2 separate regions of the Homo sapiens genome follow, and region 2 is linked to region 1. A link is an interaction called in ENCODE POLR2A ChIA-PET data of the cell type or tissue named here. Cell type or tissue: HepG2. All regions are shown on one strand. Links, peaks and the distances in the headings refer to the core of each region. The heading gives the core; the rest is flanking DNA.

Region 1 (11,470 bases), core at 3,274-5,773:
GCAACGTTGGTGTTATCAGCACTGCTCTAAGCCCTTGTCAGCAGACAGTACCATCCTATAAAATCCCCAGCAAGCCTTTGTCTCCTTGCAGTCTGCCCCTCTCTTGCTGACCTGCCCCTTGCACCGTTGCAATGTATTTTCATACTTTCTCTAATAAATCTGCCTTTCTTTACCAACAACTGTCTTGGTAAATTCCTTTGCCGCCCGCATGATAGCAGTCTCAGATAGTTGCCACTCACCTGCAACAGGCAACATGGTGAAACCCCATCTCTACAAAAAATACAAAAATCGGCTGGGGGTGGTGGCGCGTGCCTGTGCTCCCAGCTACTTGGTGGGGCTGAGGAGGGAGGATTACTTGTGCCCAAGAGGTTGAGGCTGCAGTGAGCCATGTTTGCACTGCTGCCCTCCAGCCAAAGAAACAAGAAACAAAGAAAAACCTTGTCTTTAAGAGCAAGGATTGTGGGACTCCAGAGTGTGGCTGTGCATGAAACGCAATGAAGTGGGCAATATGCTGCTGGGGGCAGAGAAAAAAAGGACATGTGTGACCTAACACAAAAGCTAGAGCTGGGTCTAATGGCAAAGATGACTATCAGGCTGCTTGTGGGACTTGTGGGATGCTGCTACGGCAAGCTGCATTTTCTAAGATTGCCATGACAGTATGTATCTGATTCCACGTGTTCTCCTTACAGTGTGACTGGATATTTCTCCAATGAGAGATGGGTCTATGTTCCCTACCCTTAAACCTGAGTAACCTTTTGTGTCTACCTCAACCAAAAAAAATCTGGTGGAATGATGCCATGTGACTTCTAAGATTAGGTCATAAAAGATTAGGTCATAAAACAGCTTCTCCCTGCCTCTCTGTTAGGGTACCTGCCTTGGGAAACCCTGAGCTGTTACGTAAATCTAACTACCTTCAAGCTGCCTTGCTGGACACACCACACAGAGTTAGAAGGGGATGTCTGAGGAGCCGCAGGTGTTCCAGTACCTAGCTGTTGGAGTCTCCTCAGCATAGGCACCAGGCATGTAAGTGAAGAAACCTTTGAGATAAGCTAACCCCAACCAGTCAGTCTGCAATTTCATGAGAGACCTTGAGCAGAACTGCCCTTGAGCTGCTCTAGAATTCTTGACACATAGAAACGGTGAGAGGTAAAAATGATGATTGTTGTTCAAAACAATTAATTTTATGGGTGATTTGTTACATAGTCATAGTGTTTGGGAAAAGGAACTAGACACATTTACCAAAATTGACCATAACCTGGGCCAAATCGTAGTTAGGTTTTAAAAAAACCATTTGGGGTAATTGCAATTTAGTCTTTTTTTTTTTTTTTGAGACGGAGTTTCACTGTTGTTTGCCCAGGCTGGAGTGCAATGGCGCCATCTTGGCTCACTGCAACCTCTGCCTCCTGGGTTCAAGCAATTCTCCTCCCTCAGCCTCCCAAGTAGCTGGAATTACAGGTGTGCACCACCACGCCTGGCTAATTTTTGTATTTTAGTAGAGATTGGGTTTCACCACGTTGCCCAGGCTAGTCTCGAATTTCTTATCTCAGGTGATCCACCCTCCTCAGCCTCCCAAAGTGCTGGGATTACAGGCAGGAGCCACGGTGCCCGGCTGCAATTTACTCTTAAAAATAAGAACCTAGGTGCCAGGTGCAGTGGCTCATGCCTATAATCCCAGCACTTCGGGAGGCCAAGGAGGGTGGACTGCCTGAGGTCAGGAGTTTGAGACCAGCCTGGTGGTGAAACCCCATTTCTACTAAAATACAAAAATTAGCCAGGCATGGTGGCAGGCACCTGTAATCCCAGCTATTTGGGAGGCTGAAGCAGGAGAATCACTTGAACTCGGGAGGCAGGGGTTGTAGTGAGCCGAGACGGAGCTACCGCACTCCAGCCTGGGCAACAGAGCCAGACTCCATCTCAAAAAAAAAAAAGAAAGAAAGAACCTAGGCTGATTGCCATGGCTCATGCCTGTAATCCTGGCATTTTGGGAGGATGAGGCAGGCAAATCACTTGAGGCAGGGAGTTTGAGACCATGGCAAAACCCCTTCTCTACTAAAAAATACAAAAACAAGCCAGATGTGGTGGCACATCCCTGTAATCCCAGCACTTTGGGAGGCTGAGGAGGGTGGATCACTTGAGGCCAGGAGTTTGAGACTAGCCTGGCCAACATGGTGAAACTCCATCTCTACAAAAAATATAAAAATTAGCCAGGTGTGGTGGCACATGCCTGTAATCCTAGCTACTCAGGTGGCTGAGGCACGAGAATCCCTTGAACCTGAGGGATGGAGGCTGTAGTGAGCTGAGATTGCTCCACTGCACTGCAGACTGGGCAACAGAGCAATACTCAATCTCAAACAAAACAAAACAAAACAAAAAACCCGCAAAACAAACAAAAAAACTGGCTGATGCAGGAGGATCATTTGAACCCAGGAGTTTGAGGCTGCAGTGAGCCGTGATCACACTACTGCACTTCAGCTTGAGGGACAGAGTAAGACCCTGTCTCTCAAAAAAAAAAAAAAAAAGAGAAAAAAGAAAAAAAGAGAAAAGCGTAGTGGTTCATGCCTGTAATCCCAGAACTTTGGGAGGCCGAGACAGGTAGATCACCTGAGGTCAGGATTTCTAGACCAGGCTGACCAACATGGTGAAACCCTGTCTCTACTAAAAATACAAAATTAGCTGGGTGTAGTGGTGCATGTCCATAATCCTAGATACTCAGGAGGCTGAGGAAGGAGAATTGCCTGAACCTGGGAGGCAGAGGTTGCTGTGAGCCGAGGCTGTGCCACTGCACTCCAGCCTGGGAGATGGAGCAAGATTTTCTCTCCAAAAAAAAAAAAAAAAAAAGTCTAATGTCAATGGATAGAAAAGATCTTTCCTAATCTGATAAGTGACTCAATGAAAAACTATAGCAAATATCATATTAAATAGTAAAATAGTAGTAAAATATCAAAGTTTTTCCTCTTGAAGTTGGGAGCAAGACAATGATAACCACTATCTCTACCTTGTCCTAGCAAATACAGAAGGTAAGAAAAAAACAAAATGTATAAGGCTCAAAACAGAAGGAAAAAACTGTCATTATATGGAATTGACATACTTGTATGTCAAGAAAATTCAAAATAATCTACAGAAAAATTATTAGAATAAAAATAATTTTAAAAGAATTAAAACATTAAAGGCCGAGTGCAGTGGCTCACGCCTGTAATCTCAGTACTTTGGGAGGCCGAGGCGGGCGGATCACCTGAGGTTGGGGGTTCGAGACCAGACCAACAAGGAGAAACCCCGTCTCTCCTAAAAATACAAAATTAGCCAGGCGTGGTTGTGTATGCCTGTAATCCCAGCTACTCGGGAGGCTGAGGCAGGAGAAACGCTTGAACCTGGGAGGTGGAGGTTGTAGAGAGCCGAGATTGAGCCATTGCACTCCAGCCTGGGCAACAAGAGTGAAACTCTGTCTCAAAAAAAAATTCTTTTTAAATAAATAAAAAAGAAAGAAAAAGACTGATGAACTATTCTACAGTAAAGAAGCCTAAAGAGACATGATGTGGTATAAAAGGTATTTGGTTTCTTTCTGCCCCAGAACTCCTAAAATCCTAGAAATTTCCTGAGTGCTAGGAGGATCTTCTGTTATTCATAATTAGCTCCTTTGATAAGTCCTGAGTTTATGCTAATGAACCTGCTTAGGGCGGGGCCCGTAGATAGCTTCAGGATGGGGCTAGTCACCAGAAAGTCCAGGTGATTAGAGGATTAGAGGATTGGAACTTAAGCCCCACCCACCAACATCTGGAAGGGCTGAGGGTGCAAGAAATTTAGCTCTATTAAAAATTTAAACACTGCAGTCGGCTCGAGTACTCCCAGTAACGAGGAGGTGTTCTCGGTCGTCCCACCCTCCCCTGCCGTCGCCGGGCTGCGCCGCCGGAGCCGGGACGCGCCTCCGCTGCCCTCGCCTCCTCCGTCCCCGCTGCCCTCGCCGCCCCCGTCCCCGCTGCCCTCGCCGCCTCCGTCCCCGCGGCCGCCGCTCCCCTCGTCGTCCGCGCGCACACGATGAAGAAGGAGTCCCTCAACCAGAGCCTCGCCGAGTGGAAGCTCTTCATCTACAACCCGACCACCGGAGAGTTCCTGTGGCGCACCGCCAAGAGCTGGGGTTTGATCTTGCTCTTCTACCTAATTTTTTATGGGTTCCTGGCTGCACTCTTCTCATTCACGATGTGGGTTATGCTTCAGACTCAACGATGAGGTTCCAAAATACCGTGACCAGATTCTTAACCCAGGACTGATGGTTTTTCCAAAACCAGTCACTGCATTGGAATATGCATTCAGTAGGTCTGATCTAACTTCGTATGCAGGGTACACTGAAGACCTTAAGAAGTTTCTAAAACCATATACTTTAGAAGAACAGAAAAACCTCACAGTCTGTCCTGATGGAGCACTTTTTGAACAGAAGGGTCCAGTTTATGTTGCTTGTCAATCTCCCATTTCGTTACTTCAAGCATGCCGTGGTATGAATGATCTTGATTTCGGCTATTCTCAAAGAAACCCTTGTATTCTTGTGAAAATGAACAGAATAATTGGATTAAAGTCTGAAGGAGTGCCAAGGATAGATTGTGTTTCGAAGAATGAAGATATACCAAATGTAGCAGTTTATCCTCATAATGGAATTATAGACTTAAAATATTTCCCATATTATGGGGAAAAACTGCATGTGGGGTATCTACAGCCATTGGTTGCTGTTCAGGTCAGCTTTGCTCCTAACGATACTGGGAAAGAAGTAACAGTTGAATGCAAGATTGATGGATCAGCCAACCTTAAAAGTCAGGATGATCGTGACAAGTTTTTGGGACGAGTTATGTTCAAAATCACAGCATGTGCATAGTATGAGTAGGATGTCTCCACAGAGTAAATTTTGTGTTGTCTGTCTTCATTTTGTATCAGCTGGACCTTCCATTCTAGAATTATGAGACCACCTTGGAGAAAGGTGTGTGGTACATGACACTGGGTTACATCATAACGTGCTTCCAGATCATAGTGTTCAATGTCCTCTGAAGTAACTGCCTCTTGCCTCTGCTGCCCTTTGAACCAGTGTACAGTCACCAGATAGGGACCGGTGAACACCTGATTCCAAACATGTAGGATGGGGGTCTTGTCCTCTTTTTATGTGGTTTAATTGCCAAGTGTCTAAAGCTTAATATGCTGTGCTATGTAAATATTTTATGGCTATAACACTGTCATATTTTGATGTCAACAGAGTTTTAGGGATAAAATGGTACCCGGCCAACATCAAGTGACTTTATAGCTGCAAGAAATCTGGTATGTGGAGAAGTTCTGCATGTGAGGAAGGAAAAAAAGACAATAAAAATGTATTTGAAAAATATTTTTAAAAAAATTTAAACACTAAGATTTGATGAATTTCCTTTCTGCTGAACACCTGGAGGTGCTGGGAGGGAGGCACACCCACAGGTCGTGGCAGCACCACACCCCTCCCCCCGTACTTTGCCATATCCATCTCTTCATCTGGATGTTCATCTGTATCTTATGATTTTTTTTTTTTGAGACAGAATCTTGCTCTCTTGCCCAGGCTGGATTGCAGAGGCACGATCATGGCTCACTGCAACCTCTGCCTCCCAAGTAGCTGGGATTACAGGTACGTACCACCACGCCTGGCTAATTTTTGTATTTTTTCTACAGATGGGATTTCACCATGGTGGCTAGGCTGGCCTTGAACTCCTGACCTCATGTAATCCACCCACCTTGGCCTCCCAAAGTGTTGGGATTACAGGCCCAAGCCACTGTGCCTGGCAAAGACCCTGTCTTTTTTTTTTTTTTTTTTTTTTGAGACGGAGTCTCACTCTGTTGCCCTGGCTGGAGTGCAGTGGTGCGATCTCAGCTCACTGCAACCTCTGCCTCATGAGTTCAAGCAATTCTCCTGCCTCAGCCTCGTGAGTAGCTGGGATTACAGGCGCCTGCCACCACGCCCAGCTAATTTTTGTATTTTTAGTAGAGACGGGGTTTCACCATGTTGGCCAGGCTGGTCTCGAACTCCTGACCTCATGATTCGCCTGCCTTGGCCTCCCAAAGTGCTGGGATTATAGGTGTGAGCCACCACGCCTGGCCAAGACCCTGTCTTAAAAAAAAAAAAAGGCAGGGCGTGGTGGCTGACACCTATAATCCCAGCACTTTGGGAGGCCAAGGCGGGCATATCACTTGAGCCCGGAAGTTTGAGACCAGCTTGGCCAACATGGTGAAACCCATCTCTACTAAAAATACAAAAATTATCTGGGCATCGTGGCGCGCACCTGTAATCTCAGCTACTCAGGAGGCAGAGGCAGGAGAATCGCTTGAACCCAGGAGGTGGAGGTTGCATCACGCCATTGCACCCCAGACTGGGCGACAGGGCAGGACTCTGTCTCAAAAAAAAAAAAAAAAAAAACACACAAAACGCCTGTAATCCCAGCACTTTGGAAGCCTTGAACCTGGAAGGCAGAGGTTGCGGTGAGCCAAGATTGCACCATTGCACTCCAGCCTGGGCAACAAGAGCGAAACTGTCTCAAAAAAAAGATAGAGTCTTGATCTGTTGCCTAGGCTGGAGTGCAGTGGCATGATCTTGGCTCACTGCAACCCCCACATCCCAGGTTCAAGTGATTCTCCCACCTCAGCCTTCCAAGTAGCTGGGATTACAGGTGTGAGCCACCATGCCCGTCTCATGGCGGACGTACAAAAAATTTTTGTATTTTTAGTAGAGAAGGGATTTCACCACGTTGGCCAGACTGGTCTCCAACTCCTGGCCTCAGTAATCCACCTGTCTTGGCCTCCCAAACTGCTAGGATTAGGCAGGATAATAGGACCTGGAGGCAGGGAACCTAAGGACTTCCGAGAACTAAATCAAATGGAAACATCTCATCTATGACAGGAAATATCCTTCTCATTTACATAGGCTGTACAGTGAGTAAATGATTTTGTAACTTTACTTCATCCTCTTCATTTACATAGGGTGTACGTCAAGTAACCAATGGAAACCTCTAGAAGGTATTTAAACCCCAGAAAATTCTGTAACGAGGCTCTTGACCCCCTATGCTCAGGCCTGCTTTCACCCTCTGGAGTATACTTTCATTTTCGAGAAATCTCTGCTTTTGTTGCTTCATTCTTTACTTGCTTTGTTTGTGCATTTTGTCCAATTCTTTGTTCAAGACGCCAAGAACCTGGACACCCTCAACCGGTAACAGGACTACAGGCATGAGCCGCCACGCCCGGCCTATGATATCTTTTATAATAAACTGGCAATGTGTTTCCCTGAATTCTGTGAACTGTCTTAGCAAATTAGTCAAACCCAAGGAGGAGGTCGCAGGAACCCTGGTTTCTAGCCAGTCAGAAGTACCAGTGGCCTAAGGATAGCGTCAGAATTTTCATTCACTCATTCATTCATTTACTTATCGTTCTTGTGGGTACATAGTAGGTGTATGTATTTCTGGAGTACATGAGATATTTTGGTACAGGCATGCAATGTATGGCTCAGAATTGAACTGAATTACGGGACACCCTGATGGAGAATCCACTGAAGGATTGCTTAGTGGGATAAAATCCCCACACATTTTGGTGGCCAAGGGTCTCAGAAGTCTTCTCTGTTGATTGTGAGATTAAAGGCCAAAAAATAACGGTTTTTATTTTTTGTAGAAATGGGGTCTCCACCTGTCACCCAGGCTGGTCTTGAATTCCTGGCCTCAAGCAATCCTCCCACCTCACATCATTGTACTGGGCTTGGTTTTTCTTTTGACGCATGACAACTAAGTGCAATATGGGATGCTGGATTGAATTCTGGACCAAGGTTTTAAAAAACTTTTTTTATTTTGCTACAGGGGACATTAGTGAGATAACTAATGAAATTTAGATAAAGTACACAGATTATAGTACTGTGTCAGTGTTAATTTCATGATTTTCATAACTGTATTGTGATTATGTAAGGGAATATCATTGTTTTTACAAAGTTATTTAGAGGTAAAGTGGCATCATGTCGGCAATTTACTCAAATGTATAAACAGAGGGGCCAGGTGGGGTGGCACACGCCTGTAATCCCAGCACGTTGGGAGGCCAAGGCAGCTGGATACTTGAGGTCAGAAGTACAAGACTAGCCTGACCAACATGGTGAAACCTCATCTGTACTAAAAATACAAAAATTAGTTGGGTGCGGTGGTGCACTTCTGTAATCCCAGCTACTTGGGAGGTTGAAGCACAAGAATCATTTGAACCCGAAAGGCCAAGCTTGCAGTGAGCTGAGATCCCAGCTGAGGTGCGCAGACTGCTTGAACCCAGGAGGTCAAAGTTGCAGTAAGCTATGATCATGCCACTGTACTCCAGCCTGGGTGACAGAGTGAGACCCCATCTGTAAAAAAAAATAAATAAATAAATTGGTATGATCACTTTGGAAAGCTGTTAGTATACTCAATTGAACACACACGTACCCTAAGACACAGCAATTTTACTACTAAATATATGTCCTGCAGAAATATGCACACAGATGCACCAAAAGACATATACAGGAATATAATTCACATCAGCCCCAAACTGGATACAACCCAAAAATAGAATGGATAAGTAAAATGTGGCATATTTATAGAACTGAACACTACTGGCAATAAAAATGAATGAACTGCAACTATATACAACCACGTGGATGAATTTCTCAAACATAATGTTGAGCAAGACACAAAAGAACACACGAATATGAGTCCGTTTACATATACTTCAAAAGCAGGCAAAACTAATTCTTAAAAAATTTTTACTTTTTAATTGAATTATAACCAGAGAAAATGTACAAATCTTAAATGTATGGCATTTTAACATATGGAAAACATTCATAATGAATGTTAAATACCTAGATCCAGATATGGAATATTTCATTCCCCAGTAGCTGTGTCCCCCTCCCAGATGATAATTCCAAACCTCAACTACTATTCTGATCTATTTGTACCTTGAATTAGTTTTTTCATAGACTACTATTGCTTTTTTTCCTTCTATTTTTTAAAGACAGTCTTACTCGGTCACACATTAAATAATAATTACCATTGCCCCTTCCCGCTAACCCCTAGCAGTCAGTTTCACTTTTTGTCTTTATGATTTTTTATTATTTATTTAGAAACAAGATCTCACTCTGTTGCCCAGGCTGGAGTGCAATGACATGAACACAGCTTACTGCAGCCTCTAGTTCCTCGGTTCAAGTGAGCCTCCTGCCATAGCCTCCCAAGTAGCTGAGACTACAGACACATGCCACCATGACCAGCTAATTGTTTTAAATTTATTTTTTATGGAGATGGGGTCTCACTCTGTTGCCCTGGGTGGTCTCAAACTCCTGAGCTCAAGCAATCCTCCCACCTCAGCCTGCCTGTGTTGAGATTACAGGCATAAACCACCATGCCTGATTTTTTTAAAAATAATTTTTTGTAGATATGGGGTCTCCCTGTGTTGCCCAGGCTGGTCTTGAAATCCTGGGCTCAAGTAATCATCCTGCTTTGGCCTGATTACTATTTCTACTATTTCTTGACCTGACTGTTGTTTCCATAGATGTAGACACCTTTTTATTATTTATTGATCTCTATATTTAGGATTTGTATACTTTTCTGTATATATATTACACTCCAATAAAAGTTTTCTCAAAAAATCCAAAGATTTTATTAGCTATTGCTCCTCAACTCAGCACAGTGACTGTAGAATTTTATCCAGGTATGTTCTAAGCATTAGCTTCTTTCATTTCTGCTACTACAGGCATATTTCATGATTTTATTACTATTATCATTTTATGAGTCTGCCTATTTTTTTTATTTTTTATTTTTTGAGAGGAGTCTGGCTGTGTCGCCCAGGCTGGAGTGCAGTGGCACAATCTCGGCTCACTGCAAGCTCCACCTCCCAGGTTCATGCCATTCTCCTGCCTCAGCCTCCCGAGTAGCTGGGACTACAGGTGCCCGCCACCATGCCTAGCTAATTTTTTGTATTTTTAGTAGAGCCAGGGTTTCACCATGTTAGCCAGGATGGTCTCGATCTCCTGACCTCGTGATCCGCCCACCTCGGCCTCCCAAAGTGCTGGGACTACAGGTGTGAGCCACCACGCCCGGCCGAGTCTGCCTATTTAAACTAAAGACTCATATTAAAATAGGAAGGGGGATAACATTTAAAAAATTACTGTATTATAAAAGTCATTGTTTCTCTGTGAGGAGAGATGATGAATATATGAATTGTTTTTTCTCTCTCATCTTCTAGTTACTAAAGAACAATCTGAGATCTGAGAGACATTCTGAAGAGGTGGTGAAAAGGGCTTACCAATGAGCACGCAAGAGCATCTTGTTTGGACACAGTGTCTACCCGGATACCCCTAGTCGGTCCCATTTAGATGAAAATATGTCTCTGGCCGGGCGCAGTGGCTCATGCCTGTAATCCCAGTACTTTGGGTGAGGCGGGTGGATCACCTGAGGTCAGGAGTTTGAGATCAGTCTGGCCAACATGGTGAAACCCCGTCTCTACTAAACATACAAAAATTACTTGGGCATGGTGGTGTGCAACTGTAGTCCCAGCTACAGTCTCTCAGCCGAGGCAGGAGAATTGCTTGAACCCAGGGGGTGGAGGTTGCAGTGAGCCTAGATGGTGCCACTGCACTCCAGCCTGGGCAACGGAGTAAGACTCCATCTCTAGATAGATAAATAAATAAATAAATAAATAAATAAATAAATAAATAAATAAATAAAAGTATAGCTCCAAGTCTTGTCTTCAACGTTAAAGTCTAACACTAACATCCCAAGGCAGAATCTTATTATTTCCAGTGGTATTCGTTGTCATGAATTCGTTAGTTTAATGCTGGGACTATATATAATTCTTTTTTTTGTTTGTTTCAGTTTTTTTATTTTGCAGAGCATAGTAGAGGTGTGAGACTATATATAATTATATAATTATCTTGGCTGTTTTCTGAGAAAACTTACAGGAGGAATGGATACCAATAATTTTTTTTTTTTTAGACGGAGTCTCAATCTGTCCCCCAGGCTGGAGTGCAGTGGTGTGATCTCGGCTCACTGCAACCTCTGCCTCCTGGGTTCAAGCGATTCTCCTGCCTCAGCCTCCTGAGTAGCTGGGATTACAGGCGTGTGCCACATACCTGGCTGGTCTCAAACCCCTAACCTCAGGTGATCTGTCCACCTCGGCCTCCCAAAGTGCTAGGATTACAGGCATGAGCCACCTGTATCAATAACTATTGAAACTAGAGTTTTATGTAAGAATTGACATGTCTTTTTGTTGTTTATATTTCTCCCCACGTCCATGATGTACAACCTTCCTATTTAGAGAATGTTGAGCTGTTGTGATGACTAATGTTAAATGATATTATATTTATCTGAATTAGTTTCAATTTAATCACCATTTCATGAAGTCACCTCAAAATGAATTGATGACTCTAAGGAAATAATCACTTTTAGGAAACAATTAGTTTGGACACTGTGTTTCTACTATT
Region 2 (11,470 bases), core at 3,905-6,404, 520 kb before region 1:
GGTGTACAAACATGTTTGAGTTCCTGCTTTTACTACTTTTGGGTGTATACCCAGAAGTGGAATTGTTGGATCATATGGGAATTGTGTGTTTAGTTTTTTGAGGAATAGCCTTACCTTTTCCATAGGGCTTACACCGTTTTGCATGCATAAGGGTTTAATTTCTCGACGTCCTTGCTAACACTTGACATTTTCTGTTTGTTTTAATAATAGCCATCCTAATGGATGTGAACACAATTTTTTAAGTAGTAAATACATATAGATGCAGGCTATGTATTTATTTAAAAATTGCGCATTAAGTAAAATTCCCTTGTTGTTGCTTGACTTTAATAAATTTAGGCAGCTCTTTAGCCAACTCATACTTCATTCTCTAATAATAAAAATATAAATCCAGGTCTTTATTCCTGAACTTTTTTGTATCCTGAATCAATACTTTGATACGTTGGAAAATTTCATTTTGTGTGACTTTTTTCGTAATATGGAATATTAAGCCTCTCATATAACAGGAGTACACTGGAATTATTTTGCCAATTTTGTTGATTCCCTTTGTTCAATTCCTGTTGAGTTTAATATATAATTTTATAGTAATTATATGCTGAACAGATCTCTGTTTTAGTCCATATCTTGACTTCAATTTGATTATAAGCTGCTAAACAGCAGAGCCATATTACTTGCAGTCTTCCATAAAGCTGGCAAAAATAACTAATGTATACTCTTAGCTTGTGGACGCCTATTATTCCACAAGACTTTCAAAGTTATGAGAGGTAATAATTTGTAATAAGAATAATACCTACTTTATAGATTCATTTTAATACTTGAGTGAGGTGGAATATGTGTAATAAGTACCTTGCATGAATATGGATCTTTCCTATAAGGCTTGGTGTTCAATACTAAATCTCTAATGTGTGAGTCTAGCCAGATTCCTGAATTTGACTTATTGATAGTTGAATATTTAGACAGTTTTCAAAGATCCTGGCTGGTATTCCTCTTCAGTGTGAAGAATATACTGTTCCAGAAAGAGTAAAGATATGAATAAATGATGATGAGATGTCATTGGTTAATATTTCAAATGTATTTTTTTAATGTGTAGGTTTACTTGTGGAAGACAACTTTGATTGCACCTGAAGTGTTTTTCATTCTTGCATTCTTGGAAATCATCAGCATTGTACCAAATAAGTGTTAACCTAGAAAGTGATTTTTAAAATTCTCTCTTCGGTTTCCTTATAAGATAGTAATAGCTGTATTTATGTAACAAAGCATTACAATTTTTAATGCTATAATTACTAAAGAATTGAATGTGTTGGTGTTTTTCTTTTATATAGCCAAAAGAATGAAAACAGATACAGTGTACATTGCAAGACTTTCTTTGCTAGAATGCCTAATTTACTACCATCATGTCTGTGTTTTTAATGGTGTTTTCTCTTGATTTTCAGTATTCAGAGGATATGAAGCACAAGACCACTCTTCTGGAGCTTCAGAAAATGTTTACATATTTAATGGTATGTTTAAGAATCATGGAGGCTAGGCCAGGCACTGTGGCTCATGCCTGTAATTATAGCATTTTGGGAGGCCAAGGTGGGTGGATGGCTTGAGTTCAAGAGCTTGAGACCAGCCTGGGCAACATGGTGAAACCCCATCTCTACTAAAAAAAAAAATAAGCCAGGCATGGTGGTGCGTGCCTGTAGTCCCGGCTGCTTAGGAGACTGAAAAGGGAGGCTCGCTTGAGCCCAGGAGGCAGAGGTTGCAGCAAGCTGAGATCTCACTACTGCACTCGAGTCTAGGTGACAGAGTGAGACTCTGTCTCAAAAAAAAAAGAAACATGGAGGGAAACAAATTAGGTGTACCCTGTGACAAAACCTAAAAAAGTTAAATGGAGCTCGTTTGAACTGGCTTTGTCATAACTATGTACCTTTCTTTTTCTTACTTTTTTATTTATTTATTTATTTATTTTGAGACAGAGTCTTGCTCTGTTACTCAGGCTGGAGTGCAGTGGTGTGATCTCAATTCACTGCAACCTCCACCTCCCAGGTTCAAGTGATTCTCCTCCCTCAACCTTCCAAGTAGCTGGGACTACAGGCGCACACCACCACGCCTGGCTAAATTTTGTATTTTTAGTAGAGACAGCTTTCACCATGTTGGCCAGGCTGGTCTCGAACTCCTGATCTCAAGTGATCTGCCTGCCTCAGCCTCCCAAAGTGTTGGGATTACAGGTGTGAGCCACCGTGCCCGGAGCTGTCTGTCAGTTATCTCTGTTATTTGTCATAATAACTTCTAAAAGTTATCTCAGTTGTCTACATTCTGTTAATTTGTCCTTTGAAGAATCTGTTGTGTCTCATCCTTCTTCTGTCACAAGGTCCTCCCCTTTTATGCTTGCAGCTTTCTAGCTGATTTATCTTAGTATCCCTTAATTACAATGCCTAAAACTATAAAAGTGATCAATCTTTTAAAAAGATAGTAAATCTTACAATATTATTCCCCTGCTTAAAACTCTTGAGTGCTTCTTCATTACGAACAGAATGGTATTCGAGCTCATCACCATGGCACACACCCTCTGGGTTTTTTCCCCCTACCCTTCAACCTCCTATCTTATCCCTCTCCATTTGGAGCCCATCACCCTGCTGCTTCATTGCTTGTGGGTTTATTTATGCCATTGTTTCCTACCTGTGTCACTCTTCTCCATTTTCTTCTGATGTTCATTTTTCAAGAGTCAGCTTGGTTTCAAACTCTAAGAGACCATCTATTCCACAGATTAACCGGAGTATTCCAAGTCACCATGCCTCTTTGTTGTTTCTGCCTTGTATATATGTTACTTTTCTCACCTGTTAAATCTTGAGGACAGGGATTGTGTCATACTTCTTTGTGTATTTTTGACTATTTTTATTTTTTGAGGCAGGGTCTCACTCTGTCACCCAGGCTAGAGTTCAGTGGCACCATCTCGTCTCATGGCAACCTCGACACTGCTCCACTGCCTGGGACCACAGGCTTGTACCACCATGCCTGGCTATCTTCTTTATTTTTTGTAGAGACAGAGTCTCACTATGTTCCCCAAGCTGGTGCTGAACTCCTGGGCTCAAGCAATCAACTCGCCGTACCCTCCCAAAGTGCTGGGATCACAGGCATGAGCTATCATACCTGGCCTTTAATCTCCTTTTAACAGAGCTGCAAGTGCCATTTGAATTGACAAATAGAAAATTGCTGGTTTAAATGACTATTTTAAAAGCTATTAAAACAAAGTTCAATCTCTGGGAAAGTTTATTCGGCCTGTAAAGGTTGTATATTTTATGCTTTGCAATATAGATGTGAGTGTTTTTTTTGTTTGTTTTGTTTTGATTTTTTTGGAGATGGAGTCTTGCTGTTGCCAGGCTGGAGTGCAGTGGCACGATCTCGGCTCACTGCAACCTCTGCCTCCTGAGTAGCTGGGACTACAGGCATGCGCAACCGCACCCAGCTAGTTTTTGTATTTTTAGCAGAGATGGGGTTTTACCATGTTGGTAAAGGATGGCCAGGATGGTCTCAATCTCTTGACCTCATAATCCGCCTGCTTCGGCCTCCCAAAGTGCTGGGGTTACAGGCTTGAGCCACTGTGCCCGGCTGTGAGTCATTTGAGTCTCAGATTTCTTCCTAGAAATTCCTTGACTTGAAAATACAAATATCCTAGGTAATTTAAGAATCTTCTAGCACCAAGACCATTAAATTAAAAATACTATGAAAACTAAACAGAAAGAAATAGAAGCAACCATTTAAAACTAACTTAGTAGATTTACTACCTGTTCTTTTGTTTTTGTTATATGTTCATTGAAGAACCTATAATTTTCTTATTTTTATCTGACACTTAGAATGTTCCCCTTTTTATTTGCAGGAGAGTGAATGCAAAGCATATAATCCTAGACCTTTCTGTAAAACATACACCATGGATAAGCAGCCTCTGAATACTGGGGAACAGAAAGATATGACAGAGTTTTTTACTGATCTAATTACCAAAATCGAAGAAATGTCTCCCGAACTGGTTAGTATCAGAATACTGAAAAGTTTCTTTGAAATTTGAACAAATTTGCCTGCGTTTTAACTAGTTTCTTATTTTTTGTTTGTTTTATATTAAAGAAAAATACCGTCAAAAGTTTATTTGGAGGTGTAATTACAAACAATGTTGTATCCTTGGTAAGTATTATACCTGGTTTTTACTTTTTGGAGATCTTAATATATTTTCATTTATATTATAATTTACTAGTTTTTATTAATTTTTTATGTGTATTGATTAGGATTGTGAACATGTTAGTCAAACTGCTGAAGAGTTTTATACTGTGAGGTGCCAAGTGGCTGATATGAAGAACATTTATGTGAGTAATAATGCACATAATTTTTTTACTTTATGCTTTTACCTATTTGTGTATAGCGGGTTTGTGTTGGTCATCTTGATATTTTTAAACTTTTTTCATGTTTTTATGTATTTTCTTCTTACTGTACTATTCAAATAAGAGTTAAACATCAACCATAAAGCTTTTTCTTGCCCAATCAAAATTTAAATTTTTAATTAACCCTTCAAAAAAGTTACTAAGATTCATAGAATATCTTAATATGAGGAAAAACAGTTTTTTACTAAAATTTAAGAATTCACTTTTAAAAAAAAAATTTTTTTGCTGAGCATTCTGTCAAAATTGTAATTGCCACCTTTTGTATATTTGCATGCTATAAACAATAATATGAAACTTTTAAATGTGGTTTTATACACAGGAATCTCTTGATGAAGTTACTATAAAAGACACTTTGGAAGGTGATAACATGTATACTTGTTCTCATTGTGGGAAGAAAGTACGAGCTGAAAAAAGGTATGCTTTTTCAAATGTGATTTTTATTATGTTCACCGTAGAAGTGAAAGACAAACTAAGGGTAAACTAAGATTAAACTTTGGTGGAAATTATATGATGAAGGTAAAATCAGCTGCATGGAGCTCAGTCTCATGGAGCAACTTTTCATCTAGTTGTTCAGTGAATTACCATTTATTTTGACATATACTGAGCTGTATGAAAGTGGTAATCACTCAACTTGAAACAGTATAGATTTTGGGGAGCAGATACATGGACGATAAGTACATTGATCATTTTCATCATTATCTGTATCGAGTCTCAGATGTCTAGCTTTTGTGACATTTTCTTAAGTAATACAGTGGAACCCCTTATCCTCGGGAAATGTTGCAAGACCCCACAATAGATGTCTGAAACCTCAGATTGTACTGAACCCTATATATACTGCTTTTTGCTGTGCATAACATACCTATGATAAAGTTTAAATTACAAATGAAGCTCAGTATTCTTGCCCTTTGGGGCCATTATTAAGTCAAATAAGGGTTACTTGAACAGAAGCATTGCAATACTATGACAGCCCATGTAATAAGAGAGCTACTAAGTGACCAATAAGTGGGTAGTGTCTGCAACACAGATAAGCTGGACAAAGGGATGATTCATATCCTAAGCAGGATGGTACAAGATTTTATCATGATACTCAGAACACCACACCACTTATGAATTGTTTATTTTTGGAATTTTCTGTAGTAGCTAACTAGGGACTTTTTGTACTAGCTAGCCTTTCCAAAGTATTTTTTATTTAGCAAGCACTGTTGTGAGAACTTTAATCCAGTTAATCCTCACAGCATTTCTTTGCAATAGATGCTGTTATTATCCCCATTTTACATGTGAAGACATGGAGTCACAGAATAAAGAAACTTTCCCAATGCTGATTCCTAAGATACAAATAAGCAAATTTCAGGGAGATAATCAAGTTGAATTTGAGTTCTCATTGGGGCATCCAGCTAGAAAGGTCCTGCAGGCAGTTGGCTGTTACAGTTAGAGCTTGGTGAGAGGTCTAGAATAGAGGTAGATTTGGGAGTTAGTAACTGTTGAGTTAGAGTGTTAAATAAGTGTTTATACTATAATACATTCAAGCTGGTTCCCTTCCAGTGTATTGTTGTTATCTTTGGATGTGTATATTTTGGTACATTGATCAAAAATATTCTTCCTCAGCTTTCATTTTCAGTAGAATTTCTTGGAAAATAATAATTTAGTGGTCTTCAAATAAAAATTGCCTTACACATACAGTGGGTCCCATCTGTAATCCCAGCACTTTGGGAGTTCAAGGATGTGCACTTGAGCCCAGGAGTTTGAGGGCAACATAGGGAAACACTGTTGCTAAAAAAGTTTTAGAAATTAGCCAGACGTGGCATGCACTTACAGTCTCAGCTGTTCGGGAGGCTGAATCGGGAGGATCACTTGAGGCTGGGAGGTAGCTTACAGTGAGCCATGATTGTGCCATTGCACTCCAGCCTCGGCAAAAAATTGAGAACCTATCTCAAAAAAGAAAAAAAAATGCTATACTTGTTCTACTAATGCGTGCCAAACATTATACAATTTTTTCCCTTTATTATTATTCTTTGATGATTCACATGTTCCCCAGGTTGGTCTTGAACTCTTGGGCTCAAACAATCCGCCCACCTCAGCCTCCAAAAATGCTGATATTACAGGCATGAAGCCACTGCACCTGGCCAAAAGGCTCTTAAGAGCCATAAAATGGCAAGTTTAGGACAGAGTAGTTGAGTAAACATTTTAATTTTATATTGAAAGACAAATAGAAATCGGATTGAAAAGAGCATCTTATGCAGTTAGTTACTAAGAACGAATGCAGAGAAATAGAAATGTCCTTGAATGTGCAAAAAATCTAGGATTAGGCCAGCCTGCATTTTTAAGTAGTGTATTCACATGGAACAGTAGTGGAAAACAAGATTGGTAACACGATGGCATCAGATTATTGCCATCCAAGTTTTAGGTTTATCTGTGTGATTGAATCTATCAGAATATCTGCCTGAGAAATAATGTAATTGTTGGAAAAGACTTAAGAGCTAAGCCAACCTAAAAGTACAGAGGACAAAGTGACAGAAGAGAGACAAGGAAAGAAAGAAAATTAGGATAAAATGGTAACCCCCAAACTGGGAGGAGAATCTCAAGAAGAAAATAATCAATTAATATAATTCACAGAGATGAAAGACAATGACAGCTGAATAAAAGCATTGGGTTTTTCCAGAAGGTAGTTTAGTGATGTGTTTTGTCAGGTTATAGGAATAGAAGCAACATTGTCGGGACACATGGAATCAAGCATAAATCATTGATTTTTAAAGTTTGGCAACAGGCCAGGCACGGTGGCACATGCCTGTAATCCCAGTACTTTGGGAGGCCAAGGCAGGTGGATTGCCTGAGGTCAGGAGTTTGAGACCAGCCTGGCCAACATGGTGAAACCCTGTCTCTACTAAAAATACAAAAATTAGCCGGTTGTGGTGGCTCACGCCTGTAGTCCCAGCTACTTGGGAGGGTGGGGCAGGAGAATCACCTGAACCTGGGAGGCAGAGGTTGCAGTGAGCCAAGACCATGCCCCTGCACTCCAGCCTGGGTGACAGAGCAAGACTATGTCTCAAAAAAAAAAAAAAGCAATAAAAACAGCAAGGAAAATAGTAGCCAGAAAGAGTCTTGGGGCTCAAACAAAGGATTTTTCTAGATGAAAGATATCTGAGCATGTTTGAAGGCAGAGAATAAAAAGTCATTATACAATAAGATACTAAAATTGCTTAAGAGGAGGTTTTCCAGGTCAGTATTTATTTGAAAGGGATGGTATTCATTTTTCCAATTTCAAGAAGGGTAGTTGGGCAAGTTGTTAGGTGGACATAGTCAAATGAAAGCGTAGCTATGTAGGCAATTACACGAAGAAGACAAACTCATCTGATGAGAGTTGGGTTAGGATAAGAGTTAGGGACGTATATAAAATGGAGTCAGTCAAAAGTTAACTGCTGTAGAGGAATATAATAAATGAGTCACCAAAAGATCATCAAGGGTCTGAGTCAAGTTCTTTGGAGAATCTCTAATTGGAATAAATGTATTGAATAAATCTGTCGTTCTTGATAACTCCCTTCTTTTGACTGATAAGATTCTGCTGTTTTTCTGAAATACCTGTCACATCTCTCCCAGGTAGTCAGTCATTTTTGTTCTTACTATACTTTTATATCTCTGTACTAACATAATAATCAACAGAAATGGGCCAATTGAGGAAGTGAACAAAGTGCTTATTATCCTCAATAGGATCATATACTGTTCTATTTTCAGACCTCTGGTTTTCTCAATCTATTCATTTTACCTCAGTAACTTATCAATCACCATAATACCAATTTTTTACTAATATGCTACTGACAAAGCATTCTAAACTAAGAAAATGACAGCTGAATAAAAGCATTGGGTTTTTCCAGAAGGTAGTTTAGTGATGTGTTTTGTTTTGTTTTGTCATCTTAGTTTAGAATGCTTTGCTGTGCTCTGTCACCTGTTCTCCAATCTTTCTGGATCTGCTCATCTCTCTTACTTATTGACACAATGCATGGTTTCACCCCATGCCACAAGCTCATTAGTTATTCTTCAGAATTGTTAGGATGAAGTTCACACTCTATCATTACATACATTTGACTCTGTTATACTTCATTTGTCAGTCTCCCAAATAATCTAAAATAGTGAATTTTTGAACTTTTTATTCCCTCTGCCTGTAACATCTTTCATTCCTTGTTTCCCTAAATTCATACTTTTTGTATTTTTGACTGTGTTCTTGGTTTAAATAAATTCTCGTTTGATATTTATGTGCAGTGGAAAATTATTCCCTAAAATTCATTTTTTTGTAAATCAGAGTTTGTATATTTTTGTCTGTTTAAATTGAACTTGAACTAGCAATATGTTATGGTATAGGATTTAGGTGACCAGTTGATTTTCTGCTGTTGCTGCTGCTGCTGCTGCTGCTGCTATTGTTACTGTAGTAGCAGCAATTGACACTTAACTGAATGCTGTTTGCCAGGCAGTGTTTCAAAGATAGTATCGGGTAGGTAATCTCCATTTTACAACCCAGCAATTGAGCTCAGAGAGGTTAAGTAACTTATATAGGGTCATTCATCTAATAAGGGATTACAGCCAGACTTTGCAATTCTGGTTCACAAAAATAAGTACTTTGATTCCTTTTATTTAGGGAAGAAAGGAAAACTCTGAACCAAAGACCTCCTTGGCCCTGGAGAATGATGGAACTCCTTTTCATGCTTCCATAGCACCCTTTTGTATCTTTATCATGGTGTTTACCGTAGTCTACCATAACATTTTATTTTTCTTATCTCGACATAGGAAAATCTTTTCAGAATGGAAAAAGTTGTGGGTGTGTTTGCTGTTTTTTTTTTTTAAACAAATTAAAATGTTTATTTAACAACCGAATTGAGTACGGAAAGATGAAACAAATGCACAGTCACGTATATACAGTATATCAAGGGGGCGGCCTTTCTAACAAGGATGCTGTAGAAAGAAAAAAATGTCCAAATGGGGAACAGTCCTGGTTTCATCAAGAAGCTTTTATGGCATTTGATGTTAAACCTTATGTAAATACAGTAATCTGATGGATTTGGCAAAGATTTTTTTCATTTCCAGTCTTTTAAAGTAGACACAAATTTGCTTAGAATAAAGCTGATTTTTAAGAGCACACAAAAGTTGAGGACAAAGGATAGGAATAAATTAACAAATGCAGAGTGATGAAGAGTAAAAAGATACTGAGCAGCTGACTCATCATCCAAGGTGGTTACCTAATAATCAGAGGATGAAGACCTTATACTGCAAAAGCAACAATAGTTTCGTATATAAACGATACAGCTGAGTTTGTAGTTATATCTTGGCTTCTATTTATTAAGAAAAATTAGCATAGTTATGTGTAATCTTTAGTAGACAACCTGCATTCATTTAAATTAAACAATATTTTCTACAATAGTGTAATATAAGGCCACAATATTTATTTTGAACAAACTCTTTAAAGTAGTGATTTTAATATCAGTGTTATTCATTCTTTTGAAATATAGTTTTTTAGCTGAATTAAGTTATAGATAATTTTTACAGTACTACATCAAGACTAGTAAAATTGTTTGTATTCAGATATTTATGTCTAATATCCAGTGAAAATTTACTACCAAGTTTTTACAGTAGATTCGTTTATTTATTTACTTATTTATTTATTTATTTTTTTTGAGATGGAGTCTCGCTTGATCACCCAGGCTAGAGTGCAGTGGCACAATCTTGGCTCACTGCCAGCTCCGCCTCCCGGGTCCACGCCATTCTCCTGCCTCAGCCTCCTGAGTAGCTGGGACTACAGGCGCCCGCCACCACGCCCGGCTAATTTTTTGTATTTTTAGTAGACACGGGGTTTCACTGTGTTAGCCAGGATGGTCTCGATCTCCTGACCTCATGATCCGCCTGCTCCAGCCTCCCAAAGTGCTGGGATTACAGGCGTGAGCCACCGCACCCAGCCTACAGTAGATATTAATCATTCTGACTTGCCTATTGATCCCTTAAGTATAATTGTAGATCGGCCTGATTTTAGTGTCTATTCTTTGATTTTACTAAATTAGGAATGCAGGAGTTACAGAACAAGTACACACAAGTGATGCAGCCATACAAGGATCATAACAGCTCTTCAATTAACTATGTGCAAGCTCAAATACAATCCCACTAATGAACAGCCAGGTTCCAATTCTTCATGAAAAGGTGCTGGTGGAGGTTGTCAGCCACCTTTTAATAGACATTCCCAATCCAGTGGCCAGTAAATGAGAGAACAGCAGAGATGGAAGAAAAACCTTCAGAAATTTTGCAGAGAATATGCCCTCTTTCTTCATGATGTTTGTGTTTCTCATGCTGAGAGTGGCCATGCATGTGGGGTGTTTAATCTATAAACAGGAGAGACTAACAGTACCTTCCTTATAGGATTGTTGTAAAAAGTATATGCGTTAATGTACAGCAAGCCCTTATGAGAGGAACTCCTTGGGGGGAATATTTTCTGGTTAACTCAACCAATCCCATGTCCAATCTGAGGTTTTTCTTTCAAAATGCTTTCAACTTCTTTCCTTCTCTCAATATAACCTTCCTCAGACTGAGAGCTGTTTTTCTTTTCTTTTTTGAGTCTCGCTCTGTTGTCCAGGCTGGAGTGCAGTGGTGTGATCTTGGCTCCCTCCAACCTCAGCCTCCCGAGTAGTTGGGATTACAGGCTTGTGCACTACCGCACCCAGCTAATTTTTATATTTTTAGTGGAGACATGGTTTTGCCATGTTGGCCAGAATGGTCTCGAACTCCTGGCCTCAAGCAGTCTGCCCACTTTAGCCCTCCAAAGTGCTGGTATTACAGGCGTGAGCCACCGCGCCTAGCCTGAGAGCTGTTTTTCTCTCCAATGCTATGGCTGGCTGTTTCAGCAGCTCTGTTAGTATCTTCTGATGTCTGAGAGCGAGGTATCCTGTCACAGTGAGAACTCTTGGAGATATTCTGTCCAGACTCATGCTGGGCATCTAGTAGTACTTTTTCCATGTCACTGGTAGAAACAGAAACAGGCTGGAACACTGCCCCCATTCCTATTATTGCTAAAGTGTAATTCTGCCAGG

Evidence for each region. ChIA-PET counts read pairs that join two places held together with the same protein. Peaks named below come from ENCODE experiments on the same cell type or tissue, not always from the same donor. Only the 100,000 strongest peaks of a DNase experiment are listed, where the experiment ranks them.
Region 2: POLR2A ChIA-PET joins it to region 1 with 5 read pairs; 1 of 35 experiments calls an interaction of 5 or more read pairs at or near these places.

Annotation. Positions count from the first base shown.
Region 1 is chr2:60,728,281-60,739,750 of GRCh38, reverse strand. It overlaps the pseudogene ATP1B3P1. Among named protein-coding and RNA genes, the nearest start is that of PAPOLG, 22 kb to the left of the region's middle. RefSeq lists a silencer at 3,623-3,821. In HepG2, for the core only: no CTCF peak of the experiment used is centred there; no DNase peak of the experiment used is centred there; H3K4me3 peaks cover 891 bases; H3K27me3 peaks cover 1,676 bases.
Region 2 is chr2:61,249,737-61,261,206 of GRCh38, reverse strand. It overlaps USP34 (ubiquitin specific peptidase 34), which reads left to right. Exons shown (of 80, transcript NM_014709.4): 44 at 1,431-1,496; 45 at 3,857-4,003; 46 at 4,099-4,155; 47 at 4,257-4,334; 48 at 4,729-4,823. It also overlaps the pseudogene BNIP3P45. Among named protein-coding and RNA genes, the nearest start is that of C2orf74-AS1, 77 kb to the right of the region's middle. In HepG2, for the core only: no CTCF peak of the experiment used is centred there; a DNase peak (open chromatin) is centred at 5,416.